Linked DNA regions of Homo sapiens: region 1 is linked to region 2. The links are chromatin loops, found by intact Hi-C in ENCODE. Cell type or tissue: endothelial cell of umbilical vein. All regions are shown on one strand.

Region 1 (8,000 bases), 56 kb before region 2:
TACTACACAGTTTCTCTAGCTGGGGTGAGTTACTTCTAATGCCATTGAATACCTGTTGGAAAAAGAGTTTAACCTTCAGGCACACAATCCATCTTACTGCATATTTCCTAGGAGGTGATATTTCCAGCCCAGACCCACTTCCTTTTATGGGAACCCTGCCCCAAAATGAATGACCTAACAATGCAGGTTTCTATCGCAGTGCCACAAGCCACTGTTACCCCGAGCACATTTTGTGACTTCAGGGTGATTTCACTAGAATGAAAGTATTGCAGTAATGCCTTCCTGCCATGTGGTGATAGATTAAAAGCTGCTATACACTTTGCAACTGGAAACTGTGCTCTCAATGTAAAGGAGATGAGCCATTGTGCTTACAATGTGGTCTGCAGAGCTCACTGATGGGCAGTTTTTCTTAACAATGCATCAGGACATTTGTTACTTGGAAGGGAAGCTTAAATATCAGTTTCTGATGATTTCATGTACATAATAAAGCAGATATTTTTCTTTATTTACTTTAATTTTTATTTATTTATTTTTTGAGACAGAGTTTTGCTCTTGTTGCCCAGGCTGGAGTGCAGCGGTGTGATCTTGGCTCACCGTATCCTTCACTTCCCAGGTTCAAGCAGTTCTCCTGCCTCAGCCTCCCAAGCAGCTGAGATTATAGGCATGCACCACCACGCCCAGCTAATTTTGTATTTTTAGTAGAGATGGGGTTTCACCATGTTGGTCAGGCTGGTCTTGAACTCCTGACTTCAGGTGATCCACCTGCTTTGGCCTCCCAAAGTGCTGGGATTACTGGTGTGAGCCACAGCACCCAGCAAGCAGATATTTTTAAATACTTTGAAAAGTAATTTGAAAAATCAATCTCCATCTGCAATTAAACATAATAGTTCTTTCCTCATTAGTTATGGATTCAAAGCTTCAATTTTCTTACTTATTTGAATTTCCAATAATGGATTATTATTGACTCTAAAATATTAAATAATAGCTGTAGTCATTCACATAGTTACAATAATTCGCAAACTATTCTTCCAATGCTTTATAAAATCAAATGAATTTGCATGACTGGTTTTCACAGTTCAAAAAAAATCTAGATGAAATAACTGAACAATAATTCATTGATTGAATGGTTGATATTCCCATTTTTAAAAGGATTTGAATGACTCAAGATTAGAAATAATGACTCAGACTATGGCACTAACAGTTATGCAGAAGGAGAATGCACTCCACAACAAAAGATGTCATCTCTTTTTTTTTTTTTTTTTTTTTGAGACGGAGTCTCGCTCTGTCGCCCAGGCGGGACTGCGGACTGCAGTGGCGCAATCTCGGCTCACTGCAAGCTCCGCTTCCCGGGTTCACGCCATTCTCCTGCCTCAGCCTCCCGAGTAGCTGGGACTACAGGTGCCCGCCACCGCGCCCGGCTAATTTTTTTTTGTATTTTTAGTAGAGACGGGGTTTCACCTTGTTAGCCAGGATGGTCTCGATCTCCTGACCTCATGATCCACCCGCCTCGGCCTCCCAAAGTGCTGGGATTACAGGCGTGAGCCACCGCGCCCGGCCAAGATGTCATCTCTTTAAATTTACTATAATTAATCAAATTTAGCTCTCTGGGGGCTTCTGGTGTAAAGTGTCTTCTGGCTCACTGGACCAGAAGAAGAGTTTGCTATCATTTACTGAGCAGACAAAAATGCCAGTCTTTGCTTATCATCCACTCAGCCTGTCTTATCTAATCAACAAAACACCCTCCCAGGCAGATAACAGTATCCCTGTTTTCCAGATTAAGATACCAGAATCCAGAAAGATGATGTAATAATAGAACTGGGATTCAAACCATCCCTCTGATTCCAAACCATTAAGTAATGCATAAAGAAACAGATGAGGAAAAATATTTCTATAATGCTGAAAACAGGAATGGGCACCACATTGATGGAATCAAAAGGGATTAGAACCAACCATAAGGTTAATGGGACATGTCGGAAACTGTGATCAATGGCTGTTATCCTGCCTCTGAGTCTGCCTTTGGCATAGAATCACAATGACTGAACATGTTATAGTCATCCATTTATCACATGGACTTCTGCTGTTAGAAGCAACCAGAATGCAATTCCCATCATTGTCCTCTAATCCCTTTTGTACTTAGAAACTACAACTCTCAGAGTACAAATGGATAGGAAGCAGGCACGTGAGATTTAGGATCTGCTATGAGCAGGGACAACATCAGACACAGGTCTTATTGTAGGACACACTGGGTGGCATAGCTTTTTATTTTCTCTGTCTGTACAGAGAGTCAGATAGGCAGGTGGGTTTAGAGAAATTTTAGGCTCATTCCAGCTGGATAAGGTATTAGCTAGGAAGCAGTGCAATGAAAGTTAAAGCTGCCTCCTCTGCACCAGCAGATCTTCTTTCTTCTTCACTCTTTTCTTTTTTTTCTTTCATCTTTTACTTCTTCTTTTCTCTTTCTCCCTCTCCTTCTCATTCTCCTCCTCCTTCTCTTTCTCCTTCTTCTACTTCTTTTCTTCTTCTCTCCTTCTCCTTCTTATTGTTCTTCTTTTTTTCTCCTTCCCCTTCTCCCTCTTCTCCTTCTCCCTCTCTTCTCCCTCTTCTTCTTCTCCCTCTTCTCCTCCTCCTTCTCCTTCTCTTTCTTCTTCTTCCTCTTTCATCTTTCTTCTTCCTCTTTTCGGCAAGTTCTCAATCAAATAGAGTAGGGGCAAAGGCCAACCCACATGCCCTTGTTTGGAGCAGGGTAAAGAGGAACCAAAATAAACATTGAACATATAAAAATACATTTCAAAAAAAGGAATGTGGACATTAGAACTAAAGACTCAGAAGAAAAATTAATTCTGAAAGTGATTCGTCGCTGGAGTTTTAACCTCCCCAAGAGAAAAGACCTGTGGATATGACATTTGTAGGTTTGCAGGTTTTGCTAAAGAGTCAGGGCCCCCTCATGCATACAGAGATACCAGTCATCCTTTCAGTAATTCATTCTTAAATACGAATGAATAGCCAAGGATCAGCAGACATTTAGGGAAGTGACTAATGTAAAAGGCAGAGACCAATATTAGTAAACAGGAGATAGGAACATGAAGAAAACTGACCCCAAATGAGCAACACAAAACTTCAAAATTATTATTAATATATTCATATATATTAATATATCAAACATATAAAATATTTAAATATATACTTTTCAAAGATTTATGGTAAAATAAAGATAATTTCAGGTATACCATTTTTCAAAAGATTTATTGCCCTTGCCCATTTCCTTGGGGAGCCGCAAGAGGGTATGCCTCACCAAAAGAGGAAATTAACCAAGAAAGGGACGTGCATAGCATCACAAAGTCAGCTCTCTAGCCCAGGAGAAGAATGAAGGAACTTGCACATTTGATGGCAAAGGGAAATTCTGAAATGACAGCTAGCATCAGGCTTGCAGCTGACGTACAAAGGCTCAAGGAAGGATATTACTGAGGAAAAGAAATGGAACTGATATGTTTTACTACAGAAGGTAGAGATGCACATCTGGGGTGGAGAGGGTGTGGACGAATTGGTGATCAATGCATAAAACCCAAGAAAATGTAAAGAGGACCCAATTATTATTATTCCTTAGGAAAACAAAAGCAAATGTTGCCATACTACACTACTTGGCTCAGTTGTGAATGGTGTTTACATAATCATGGTAATGTCAACTGAACAGCAATTTAAGCAAAAGCGTGACATACGTATTTTGGGAGACGATTGGGAAAGTATATAAACATTGCATACCCCATGTGTGTTTGTGGTGGCAAAGGGGTAAGTCTCATCTTCTAGAGTAGGATGTGGATAGATAATGTCCAAAAAAAGCAAGGAGTAGTAGAATAGGAATATTATTTAGAAATAATGACATAAAACCCACCAGCAGTAGCTGCAAGAGTTATAAGTTGATAATTAAGGGATAGGGAGATGACAAGTAAGATCTGCTTTGGAATTTGTGGTTGTGACTGTAACTTTTATTTGAGATCTAAAACTATGACTGTTCATATTCTCTTTCCTAAAGGACATGTGAATACTCTGCTTGTAAAATTCCTGATAATCATTATATTCAGTATGATTTAAACTATGAAAATAATTTCAAAGGTAAAAAACAACTGTTAGCACATACATCAAAATTTTAGTAATACATGAGTAGAATTAAAAATATCTTTATATTTTTTATTTTCTGAACTCTCCAAATATTGCTCAATAAGCATCCATTATATTTATAACCAGAAAAATAGATTAAAATCAGAATTCAAGTGGATTTATATCACATGATTACAAGTACATAAAGTATGCTTTGCCAAGAAGAGATGAGAAAATGAATCAAAATGTGGTATAGTGGGAGTGGTTAGTATTTTTTCTACTTCATCTTTGTTTATATAATTCAATCAATAATAGGAAAAAAGTTTCTTTATAATAAACAACCTTAGTCCAAAATTTCCTGGCTCTCAAATAAAAGAAAACACACTTGGTTTCTTATTTTCAAGATCTGAAAGAAAACAGTTCAGTCCTTCAGATATTAGAACTTGGAAATAAAATCTGAAGGTTGAATAAGATCATTTTACGGCAATACAAAGTGGTCATAAGATACAAAGATATTTCATATTTTTGAAATTCACTACCCAACAGGAGACGATTAAACTGAAAACAAAAGTGGCTTGTTATAAAAGGGATAATGATAGTACCTCTACTATCCATTCATTCAACAATTATTTATCTCTATTATGTACAGGCACTGGGGATTCAGTGAATCCCCAGCAGTGAATGAAACTGTGGCTTGACCTCAAGGAGCTCACATTCTAGTGGGGGAAGCAGACAATAAACTGATGAACAAATCAAAATGATGTATGGCAGCAGGTGTGAAGTGCTGCAAAACAACATGGCAGAGAAGGGTCAGGCCAGGGTGGGGTCTGTAATATAAGGTACTTAGACCTTATGGATTAAAAGGCATTCGAGCAGAGACCCCAGTGAAGTGAGGGTGTGGAGCAGGCCGCCATCTGGGGAGGGGCATTCCAGATGAAGGCAACAGCCAGATGGGGAGCATCTCAGCACATTCAGGGAACGGAATGGAGGCCAGGTGGCTGGATCCCAGAGAGCAAAGAAGAGAGGAGTTTGAGATAAGACAAACAGGTAGAAGAGGGAGGGGCAGCAGATAATGTCAGCCAGGTGGGCCACAGGTGCAATTTGGGATTTTCCTCTGAGTTAGATGAGAAGCCATTAGAGGATTTTCAAAGGCAGCAACATGATCCGATTGAGGTTTAAAACCATCACATGCTGCTGTGTTGAGAACGTAGGGAGAGGAGAACGGAACCAGGGGGACGAGGTGGAACTTTCTAAAATAATCCAAGTGAACGGTGGGGGTATTAGTAGCAGATATGATGAGAAATAGTTCAATTGTGGATATTTTTAAAGATACACCCAATGGGACTTGCTTATAGATGCCATATAGGGTGTGAGAGGAAGGATTCCAAAATAGACATCAAGATTTTTGACCCAAGCAACCAGAAGTTTGGAATTATTTACTGAGATAACAAACACTGCAGAAGGGGCAAGTTGGGTGGATAAATTTACTAATATTAATCCAATCTTCCTATCTACACACACATATGTGTGCACAGCACTTCACAGTTAACAATCTATTTGTTATTCACACTCAGGGATCTCATTTGCTTTCTTTCACTGCAGGAAGCTGAGAGTGCTGAAGACACATGTGAAACCACTGGAGGTTGGTGACATGGAGGTCACGTAGCAGTGCTCTCCCACCAAGAGTCCCTCTGTACCCCTGGAGAGAGCAGTGCTTATGCAGGACCACCCACCTGCTCAGAACTTTCGTGGTGGCTTGTGCTGTGACTCTGGTCCCATTCAGCTGTGTGCTGCTGTAGGCTTAGCTTCCCACAGCCTCTCCGGTTTTGCCATTTGTCGTGATCATTCACTCTTAAAATTTATTCTATGACCCTGATGCACAGAGTGATAGCTGATAGTCTCTTCAAACAACTTTTACAATTATTTTGACAGGTTACTGTGATTTTGTTCTTTCAACAATACTTAGAATTTGTCTGAGTTATAGTTGCATAGATGGCAATTTTCCTGACCTAGTTTTCTGACTATGATTTATGGGTCGGTAAACTCTTTAAATGATGGAATATAACATCTCAGGCGGCAGGGAACACTTACTATCACATGCTCATTGTTGCAGGACGGATGCGTGGCCAGCCTCAGGTTGTTAAACATTAGGGTGATCCGCCTTCCCTCCGGGGCAGTGATTCTCCACTCGCAGATCCGGCCATGAGGATTTGGGTTCGGGTAGTTGGGAGAAGTAAATGTTCCAATAGAGCCCTGAAGATCCCCACCACACTCTGACGTGGGGAAAAAGCCAAGAAAACTTTCAATCAAATCAAAATGTTTCCTTCCATCAAGAAAGCTCTCAAAATTCAGGTATTTAAAAATTATCCTTCTAGATAAAATTAGTCTCCATATTTATTTATGTGCATGAGGATTTTAGTGAACATATACATTCATTTTTTATCTCTATTAATATTTAACCCTGCCTTCCATGGGTGATAGTCCACAGGCAGCAATTTAGTTATCATCATGGCCCAAGAAATGAGAGACCAATGAATGTAATGAACTTAAGAATCAGGAAAATCGGGCCAGGCATGGTGGTTCACACTTGCAGCACTTTGGGAGGCTGAGGCAGGCAGATCACAAGGCCAGGAGTTCAAGACCAGCCTGACCAACATGGTGAAATCCCGTCTCTAATAAAAATACAAAAATTAGCCGGGCGTCGTGGCGTGCGCCTGTAATCTCAGCTACTCAGGAGCCTGAGGCAGAAGAATTGCTTGAACCCGGGAGGCAGAGGTTGCAGTGAGCTGATATCATGCCACTGCCCTCCAGCCTGGACAACAGAGCGAGACACTGTCTCAGAAAAGAAAAAAAAAAGAATCAAGAAAATTGGCCAGCAGTGGTGGCTCACACCTGTAACCCCAACACTTTGGGAGGTCAAGGCAAGACCCCATGTTCACAAAAAAAAAAAAAAGAGGAAAATCAGAAAGTTAATGTTAAGTACCCAGTTTTTCTGAACAAGATCTTTATTTCATTTGAGTTTGTTGGGTTTGCAGTAAGACAAATTCTGAGTAACTACAGGACTCTCTTAAGGTGGGCATTACAGTATAACTCTCATCCTCTTATTATCTCTCTCGTGATACTAGTTATTTTCCCTTATAGCATTGATCACAGCTGTAATTTTTCATTTATCACTGTGAATTTCTGATTAAGGTCCAAGAAAATAGGGGTCATGTTTTGTTTTGTTTTTCAAATATTTTAACACTGGTGCCTAGCATAGTGTCTGTCCAATGCAGGTGCTCAATGTTGTGTTGAATGAATCAATGAACTCACCTTCCATACTGGATTCAAATCGCAGTCTGAATCCTGAGGCAGTCACAGAGCCGTCTGTGACAAACCTGACCACAGCAGTATTGCTAGAAGTGTCTATGCTGTCAGGAATGGTGTTTCCACAGTATCTGCCCAAGATGTTTCCTGTGAGAGACAAATAATTAAATATACATGTCCAAGTGATTGATTTCCTTTACCCTCTATTCAAGGTGTCCTGTGTGTACAAAGAAAATAATAAAAAACAAGACCCTGCCTATGAAGAAACGTTAATCTCTGTCAAGACAACAGGAAAACATGAATAAAAATGAACATATTCAAATACATGAAGAAGTGAAAAAAATGCAACCAATTAGGGGAAGGATATCTCAGCACAATGAGGAAGGCTTGCTCATTTGGTTGAAAAAATGATCTGAGACAACAGTGACAAGTATCTGCCTTATGCTACCACTAGGAGACATGCATGATCCCTTCCCCATCTCAAGCTATAGAACACCCCTCAAATAACGGCATGTGGCAATGGGATGTCTCAGCAGCAAGAGGTGCCTTCCCACTACCGTTGCTCTCCCCAAGTGGCCTCCAGGGTGGGCTATATGACACCT
Region 2 (8,000 bases):
TGAGTGAATAGAGCAAGTTGAAGAAGGATATGTAGCGTGTGACATGATGTACATAAAGTCTTAAAATATGCAAAATAATATTTCATAGTGTGTATGGATATATGCATATAATGAAAAAACTATAAAAACCTTCATGGGAATCACAAACCAGAAATCTCATTAGCAGTTTCCTCTGGGACGGGGAACAGGGCATGGGATCAATGATAGGAGCATGTGGGACTTCACCTGTGTCTTGAACAGTTCATTTCTGTTTGGGAGAAAACAAAAGAACTTGAAGCAAATGTGGCAAAATATGAAGATTTGGCCAGTCTGGACAGGGAGAAGTTTTTGTATGTTATATACTTTGTATGCATTATATAGTCGGTATTTCTCTACATACTTAAAATATTTCATAGTAGAGTGTTCAATAAAGAAAAGAAAAGCTATATAAAGGAAATAATAGGAAATGTACTAAGATTCACATATAAAGATACTCCTCATAGCATTGTTATAACAAGAAAAGAAAAAACCCATTAATAATCCAAATGGTTAATAATAAAGCGTGGCTAACTGAATTACAGCACGTCCATTTCATTGACTAGCCAAAGAAACTATTTAAGAAAATTTCAAATAATATGAAGTGAAAAAGGCAAGATACAAAATTATATATAATATTATCTTAACTATGCATGTTTGTGTGTACATGAGTGCGTGTATATATTTGTATGTGTGTGTTTGTGAGGGAAATAAACCAAAATTTCAATAGCTTGTATCTATATTGTAATACTAAGGATGGCAATAATTTCTTATTTCTTCTTTTCTGTATTCTACAAATTTAATATGAGGAGCATGTAAGGTTTAAAAATAAAATCTATATTAAAAGTTCTTTAGTGTTTCATCACTCGGACGCATAAGTGATTACATACAGACATGAAAGGGCACTATTCATATAACAGCACTGCAGCACCCAAGCCAGATGGCTACTAACGCCAGTTAATCTAGCCTCTTGCTGCCGCCAGGAATGTATCAAGTTTAATGGACGTGGCTTCTGTTTTAAGATCTCCAAAGCATCTGTTCATTGCCTAATATCTACAACTGTGCCCCAGTCCTCTCCCCTAAGCCCTAGGCTTGTATAGACAACTGTATCGTAGACATCATCTCTTCCATGTTCCACAAACCCCGAAAATCAGTGTCTCAAACTGAAGCCCTCTTCCTGTCCCTCTCATTTCTCCCTTACCTACATTTCTTGCCACAGTAAATGCCGGAAGCATGTACCCAACGGCCAGACCGTTTGGGGAACCGCCCCCATCCCTGCTACATGTAGTGGATCAGCATGTTCTAACATCTGTTTGTCCGATGTATCGCTTGGCTCCTTCCCTCTACTTCATCCATGTCCCTCTCTGGTGTCTTGGTGTGGGGCCTCATTACATCTTGCCTAGGCCACTACAACACCCTGAAATTTCCCCTGCCTTCCATTTGTGTCTTCCTTCCATTCAGTCTCAAAACAACTCAGTGCACAGCGTGCGCTTTCTAAAATGTAACATCACATACTAAAGTAAAGCTGAGCATACATTTTTAAATTGCACGAAATAAAGACCAGTAATCACGCATGCTTTGCCTAAGCACTAAAGACCACGTGATTGACGTGGACGTGATGCAGAGCACTTCAGCGGCTGCCCCTCTCTGCTGTAATCAAAACCCTGGGGTGATTAAATGGCTCGTGACCACCTGACTGAAATGTCAGTCATCGTTTGCACCCCTCATGACTGAGGGGGAAATGAATTGTAGCTTCCTCAGTAATATCTGTATTTTTATTTCTAAAAAAAAAAAAAAAACAGGAATATATTCCCTGAGATTGTTGGAAAGTAGGAAGTGAGGAATTTTTTTCTACTGGATTTTTTATCTTGTTTACTAAGTTTCATCTTGCTCAGGGAGAAAATTTTTTTAAAAGATTCCTTAAGATCTTTAACATAGCGTTAATAGTAATAGAAGCAGGAGTCATTGTAATAGAAAAATTAGGAATAGCAGCAAATACTTATCTGAACCAGACACTGATAGGTACTTAAATACATTTGTTTACATTTGATTCTTACAGTTCCACTTTGCAGCAGGGAAAACTGAGCTCTGAAAACATACATGACTTGCCCAATCACACGCTTAGCAGTGCAGAGCCAATATACAAACCCCATCTGTCTGACGTCCGACCAAGTATGATTAAACCTAGAGAAAAGGTGAAATCAAGTTGTATTCATTCAGTTAGAATGTTGAGAGACCATGATTCTGTGAAGCTAAGTGAGATATTCACGGTCTCCAAGAAAGAAAACCACAGCAGCTCTGGAAATAGGGTGGGAGTCCCCCATCCTTTGCATCTGAACCTGCAATCAAGCATCCTCAGTAGCATTTGAGAAAGTCTTATATTGGGCTCCCGTGGCTTTCCAAGTGGTTGGCATCTGTCCTGCATTCCATTCCAGTGAACGTGCATGGGATTCCCAGCATGGCTCACTTAGCAGAATGGGTAACAAAGAGCACAGTGTCTGGGGTCAATACATAAACCCAGAACTTCTATCGTTGCCACATAAACTTGATTCTATTCCTGGATTCAGATATAAAGCTCCTCCTTGTCCTTCTCTGGTCCAACCGCCATTCTCTGGTCTAGTGTGGCCTCCTTCTCACCTGGACCCTTATGCTTTACTACATTTTTTTTTTTCTGAGACAGAGTCTCGCTCTGTCGCCCAGAATGGAGTGCAGTGGTGCAATCTCGGCTCACTGTAGCCTCTGTCTCCCAGGTTCAAGCAATTCTCATGTCTCAGCCTCCAAAGTAGCTGGGATTACAGGCATGCACCAGTACACCCAGCTACATTTCGTATTTTTAGTAGAGACAGGGTCTCACCATGTTGGCCAGGCTGGTCTTGAACTCTTGACCTCAAATGATCCACCCACCTTGGCCTTTCAAAGTGCTGGGATTACAGGCATGAGCCACTGTGCCAGTCCCGCTTTGCTACATTTTTAACTCCAGATGGTAACACAGGTCTCCTGCCCTGGATTGCCTTTGATCTTAGCAGGGTGCAAAAATGTGGTGAAGAATAAGACATTTAGGGCACAGGAGAGATAATTCACATGGAGGTGCAAAGTGATTTTGAGGATCGAGAGTCCATGAGGTATTTTCACATGTTATAATATGGCGGTATACCTGCTAATGGAATTGCCACTTTGGAATACGAACTTCTCCAAAATAGAGGAAACATTAAGTGATAGGGAGGGAAATCCCTCAGGAAATTATACAAGCTGTTACAGTCATAAATGTGAATGCGGAAGGAAATGAAAATATTACTCATTATAGCATCTCTTCTTGGGGCTGAGGAAGGAGGAAGCATCAGTTTCCTTTGTCAGTGATTTTTTTCCAGTTACGCTCCTTGGAAATTCAATACTAAGTTCAATTCACAACCCCACATCTCATATCACGATGCGTTCACCCCTATTTCTTTGTTCTACACTCTCCCACTCAGTCTTCACATCTTACAAGAGACTATAAACTCTAAAAACTTGCAGTTGTTGCGAGCACTGACTCAAAGATTCCTGGAAATGTTGACATGAGAAGAAATCTAAGATGCTCGTTTTACTTTCACAAATAAACATTTAAGGAGAGTCTGAGCTGAAATGGAAACCAAGCCAAACCAAACCCGTGTCCACAGATTGAGAGCTGTGGCTTCAACTCAACTCTTCCTTCATCTTGCAGATTCAAAGCACTGGCTCAGCATTTGGTTGTTAATAAGACACCCGCACCAGGAAGCAAAGTAGCTAAGCATGTTAATACAAATGCAAGTCACAAGATAAACGTTTGAAAAAGATCATCCTCAAGTATCAGATGGAAACAAAAATTCCTGTGGTGGGGCGTAAAGGAGGGAGGGAAGAAAGAGAGAGTGAGAGAGAGATACAGGGAGGAGAGAGAGAAAGAGACAAAAAGGGAGAGGGAGAGAGAGGAACAAAGAAAGGGAAAGATAAGAAGAGAAGGAGGGAGAAAGAGAGAGAAGGAGAGACGGAGAGAGAAAGAAGGAGAGACAGAGGGAGAGAGAGAGAAGGAGAGACAGAGGGAGAGAGAGAGAAGGAGAGACAGGGAGAGAGAGAGAAGGAGAGACAGAGGGAGAGAGAGGGGGAAAGAGGAAGAGAGGGAGAGAGAGCAAGAGGAAGAGGGAAAGAAAGAGGGACAGAAAGACAGGGAGAGAGAGAGAGGAAAAGAGAGAGAGAGGAAAAGAGAGGGAGAGAGGAAGAGGAGGGGAGAGAGAGAGACTGGTTTCTGTCATGGATTTGTTTGTAAAACAGTAAATATTTAAAGAAGACTTGTTTCCATCATCTCTTTGAAACCCAGAGTTCTATTATTCCTGTGTCTGTTTGCTCTGCTTTGGAAACCATCAGTGTTTTAAAAGGAAACACATCATGGGTGGTGTATTACAAAAATACAACAAAAGAGGATGCTGCGTTAGGTATCTGCCCTGTTCCACCCTGCATTTTATTGTCGAATAATGGAACAACAACAGACATTGCAGCTTTGGGTGGGAGCACAGGGAATTTTTTTTTTTTCCGGATCACATCAGACACTTTTCTTTCTTTCTCCTAGATAGCCACAAAAAGCTTCAGAAGTTACTAATCATATTGCTTTTGCTTTTGCTTTTTGGTACCAGGCTCTGTTAGCCCTCGTTTGTGTTTTCCTCCAAATGAGAGGCAGGACCTGGACCATGGTCGGCTTGCTTTGAGCTGCTCCTTGCTGATTCTCACAAAGCAGACATTCCAATGATCTGAGCAAAGAGGATGCTGGAAGCAGAGGTCAGGAATCTCCAGGGGCCAGCTGGTGCTGCTGAACGGACTTTCCTCTTCCTGCTCTCACACTGAGCTACAAGCAGCCTTTCTAGGAGATCAATAAGAGCTTGCAGAGCTACATGAATCGAAGACTTAGAAGAAAGGCTCTAATTAAGCAATTTAACTGTCAGTCAGAGGTCACTTTAATACTCAGCCTTCGTGAAAGGAAACGTAATGAAGCCACTTGTGTGCTGACCAGACAAGGCCATGCCCAGCCGATGGGTCCCACAGCTTCCTTAGCAAGAAATGCTCCTGATGTGTCATTGAGGAGAGCCCAAGGTTAATTACACCAGACACTTGAAGGTGACTGAGCAGAAAGTGCAAATATATTACCAAATGTGTTGAAACCTGCCTGCAAGTCCAGCTTCCTGATTAGCTCCCCTCGATGCCATCACAATTTCAATAGAAGTCAAAAAATCCAGTTTTTCCCTTTTCTCATTATAGCAGCATGCAATTCTAGAAAACGCACTTCTGTGATGTTATCTAAGTGCTCATGTGGCTCACAACACGAAGATTGTATATCAATAACAATGCCAGGGAGTGAACTCAGTACAGCACATTCCCAATGGTGTCCTCTGAGATTTTCCACCAAAGCACTGAGCATTGCAGGAGCAGAGATGACAAAAATTCATTTATTCAGCTATGCATCTATTAACAATTCATGCATCAAAAACATTGGTGCTTTGGCGATATAAAGACTACTGCTGTGGGTTCTGTGAAAGAGGATGGAGGCTGTGTATTACTGCTCCATTTTTTTTTTTTTAGATGGAGTCTTGCTCAGTTGCCAGGCTGGAGTGCAGTGGCACGATCTCAGCTCACTGCAGCCTCCGCCTCCGGGGTTCAAGTGATTCTCCTGCCTTAGCCTCCCGAGTAGCTGGGACTACAGGTATGCACCACAAAACCCAGCTAATTTTTGTATTTTTAGTAGAGACGGGGTTTCATCATGTTGGCCAGGATGGTCTCAATCTCTAGACCTCATGATCCGCCTGCCTTGGCATCCCAAAGTGCTGGGATTACAGGCGTGAGCCACTGAGCCCAGTCTACTGTTCCATTTTTAAATGTTCATTTGTTTCTTCTACTTGGCGAATTTTGCCTTTGTTTCCATGACACCAAGAGTAATGGCTGTTACATGTGGGCTTAGCTTGCCTCAATTTGGAACCTATAGGGACTAGGCCTACTCTAAGAAGAGCTTTCTATTGTATTCCCAGAAGAGTATGGGGATAGTCTTGTAACCCAGAGATCATGTGAAGCCTGGTGGCTGCCTGAGGTTGACTTCAACTTTGAGGATGAAACCACCACTGACGTCACTGGGCCCTCAGTGGCCATTTCATCTGCCATCTTGTCCTCCTTTTCTTACCCACAAATGCAACTCCTAACTGAATCCTCTTCCTTAGTTTTCTTCTTTCTGCTTCTGTTCCCCAGGCACCTGATTTTCTAAATAAGCAAACTAAGAACCCCAAGCCATGAAGAGGGTGAGGGGTGGTACACGTCCAGAAACAAGCACCTGGCAGTGTCTGGTACATATTTGGCACCGAAGGGGAAAGTAATGAAGGAAACCCTGACCTCCTGACTTCAAAGCAAGGACACTTTCCATTTCATATTTGAATTCTTAACACTTTTCCTTCTATTGACAAATGAAGGCTGGGCTTATCAGATATAGAAGTGAAAGTGGGCTGGGCACGGTGGCTCACGCCTATAATCCCAGCATTCACACCTGTAATCAGAGGCCGAGGCGGGTGGATCACCTGAGGTCAGAAGTTCAAAACCAGCCTGGCCAACATGGTGAAACCCCATCTCCACTAAAAACACAAAATATTAGCCGGGCATGGTGGCACATGCCTGTAATCCCAGCTACTTGGGAGGCTGAGGCAGGAGAATTGCTTGAACCTGGGAGGTGGAGGTCGCAGTGAGCTGAGATCACACCTTTGCACTCCAGCCTGGGCAACAAGAGTGAAACTCCATCTCAAAAAAAAAAAAAAAATCAAAGTGGCTCCAGCCTGACCCTAAATTTATTTTCTCCCTCTATTTTTCTAGTCTGCCATTCCGTATCCTGTACATAACTGCAATTTTTATATTTTACCAAAATACTTATTCACTTCGTAGGAAGCATAAGGCTTTCGTTTTAGTGCTGATCCTGCTGTTAATTTCTACTTAGCCTTGACCCTGACATTTCTGGATCTCAGTATCTTTTTTATTTTTTAATTAATTTTTATTTTTTGCACTGCCCCACCTCCACCTCAATGTCTTTTTTTAAAAAATTAGGTGACAACAGCAAACGAACTCTAAGCTTTCTTCTTCCAACCTTAACATTCTATGTATCTATAGGTTTATGACAGTTAATCATATGTGAAATCATATTTAACATACAGCTAAATTACTATTTCTTCTTCTAACAACCCAAATTGTTATAGAAGTTTTGAAAAAACAGGATGGCTGGTCCCATTCCAGCATAATTTTCACTGGTATTTAAAGAGTACACTTGAACTCTGTTAAAAATCTCCTGAACCCCAACATTATCTGACAGCATCACTGGCAACTGAATATTTTTCTCTTTGCTAATAACTCTGTCTAAGCAACAGGACCAGGACATTAACTTGAATGTCTCCAAAATGAAGGATTGGCTTTATATGAACTGAGACTGCAGAGATATTATGTAAGATGTTGGACTTTGGGGTACGTTTCCCGTCCAGTGTCCATCTGGCTGTAAAGATAGAGGGCTGGTGCTTCAACTCCGGCCTTCATGAATCCCTGGACAACTAACTAACAAGCTTCCAGCCTTGCCAGGGCATTGCCTGGTCTGGTTCCAAACCTCTGCAGACCTCCTGTCCCCTTAAGTGGGCACATTTGGCAAATATATAGCAGATCTCTACCCCAACTTACCTGGACAGTCTTGTTTTCTTTTAAAACTTCCTTATCTTTTTGTAAAGTTGATTTATAAATCATCCAAGAAAAAATGACTTAGTTTGTATACAATTTATGCAATTTTTAACATAATGAATTTATAAATCAGAAAAATCTTGTGCCAAGCCATGGGTTTCAATTTCTTATTCTAAAAAGTACAACATTCATAGAACCAATCTGGCGCTTCTTGGTGTCTCTGTCCTGAAAACATGATTTTCTCTACTGTTCGCCTGGCTCTCACATTCAGCTGCTCTTTTTCCACCTGC

What was found. Hi-C counts contacts between places; a loop is a spot of excess contacts. Peaks named below come from ENCODE experiments on the same cell type or tissue, not always from the same donor. Only the 100,000 strongest peaks of a DNase experiment are listed, where the experiment ranks them.
Region 1: a loop joins it to region 2, with 4 times the contacts of the local background. A loop is called at or near these places in 1 of 110 quality-filtered maps.

Annotation. Positions count from the first base shown.
Region 1 is chr10:16,907,628-16,915,627 of GRCh38, forward strand. It overlaps CUBN (cubilin), which reads right to left. Exons shown (of 67, transcript NM_001081.4): 47 at 7,405-7,545; 48 at 6,184-6,365; 49 at 1-52. Among named protein-coding and RNA genes, the nearest start is that of RSU1, 94 kb to the left of the region's middle. In endothelial cell of umbilical vein, a CTCF peak has its summit at 3,266; DNase peaks (open chromatin) are centred at 3,034 and 3,324; H3K27ac peaks cover 2,013 bases.
Region 2 is chr10:16,963,779-16,971,778 of GRCh38, forward strand. All of the region lies in intron 31 of CUBN (cubilin), which reads right to left. Among named protein-coding and RNA genes, the nearest start is that of RSU1, 150 kb to the left of the region's middle. RefSeq lists an enhancer at 4,612-5,175. In endothelial cell of umbilical vein, no CTCF peak of the experiment used is centred here; DNase peaks (open chromatin) are centred at 2,473, 3,443 and 4,813; H3K27ac peaks cover 4,268 bases.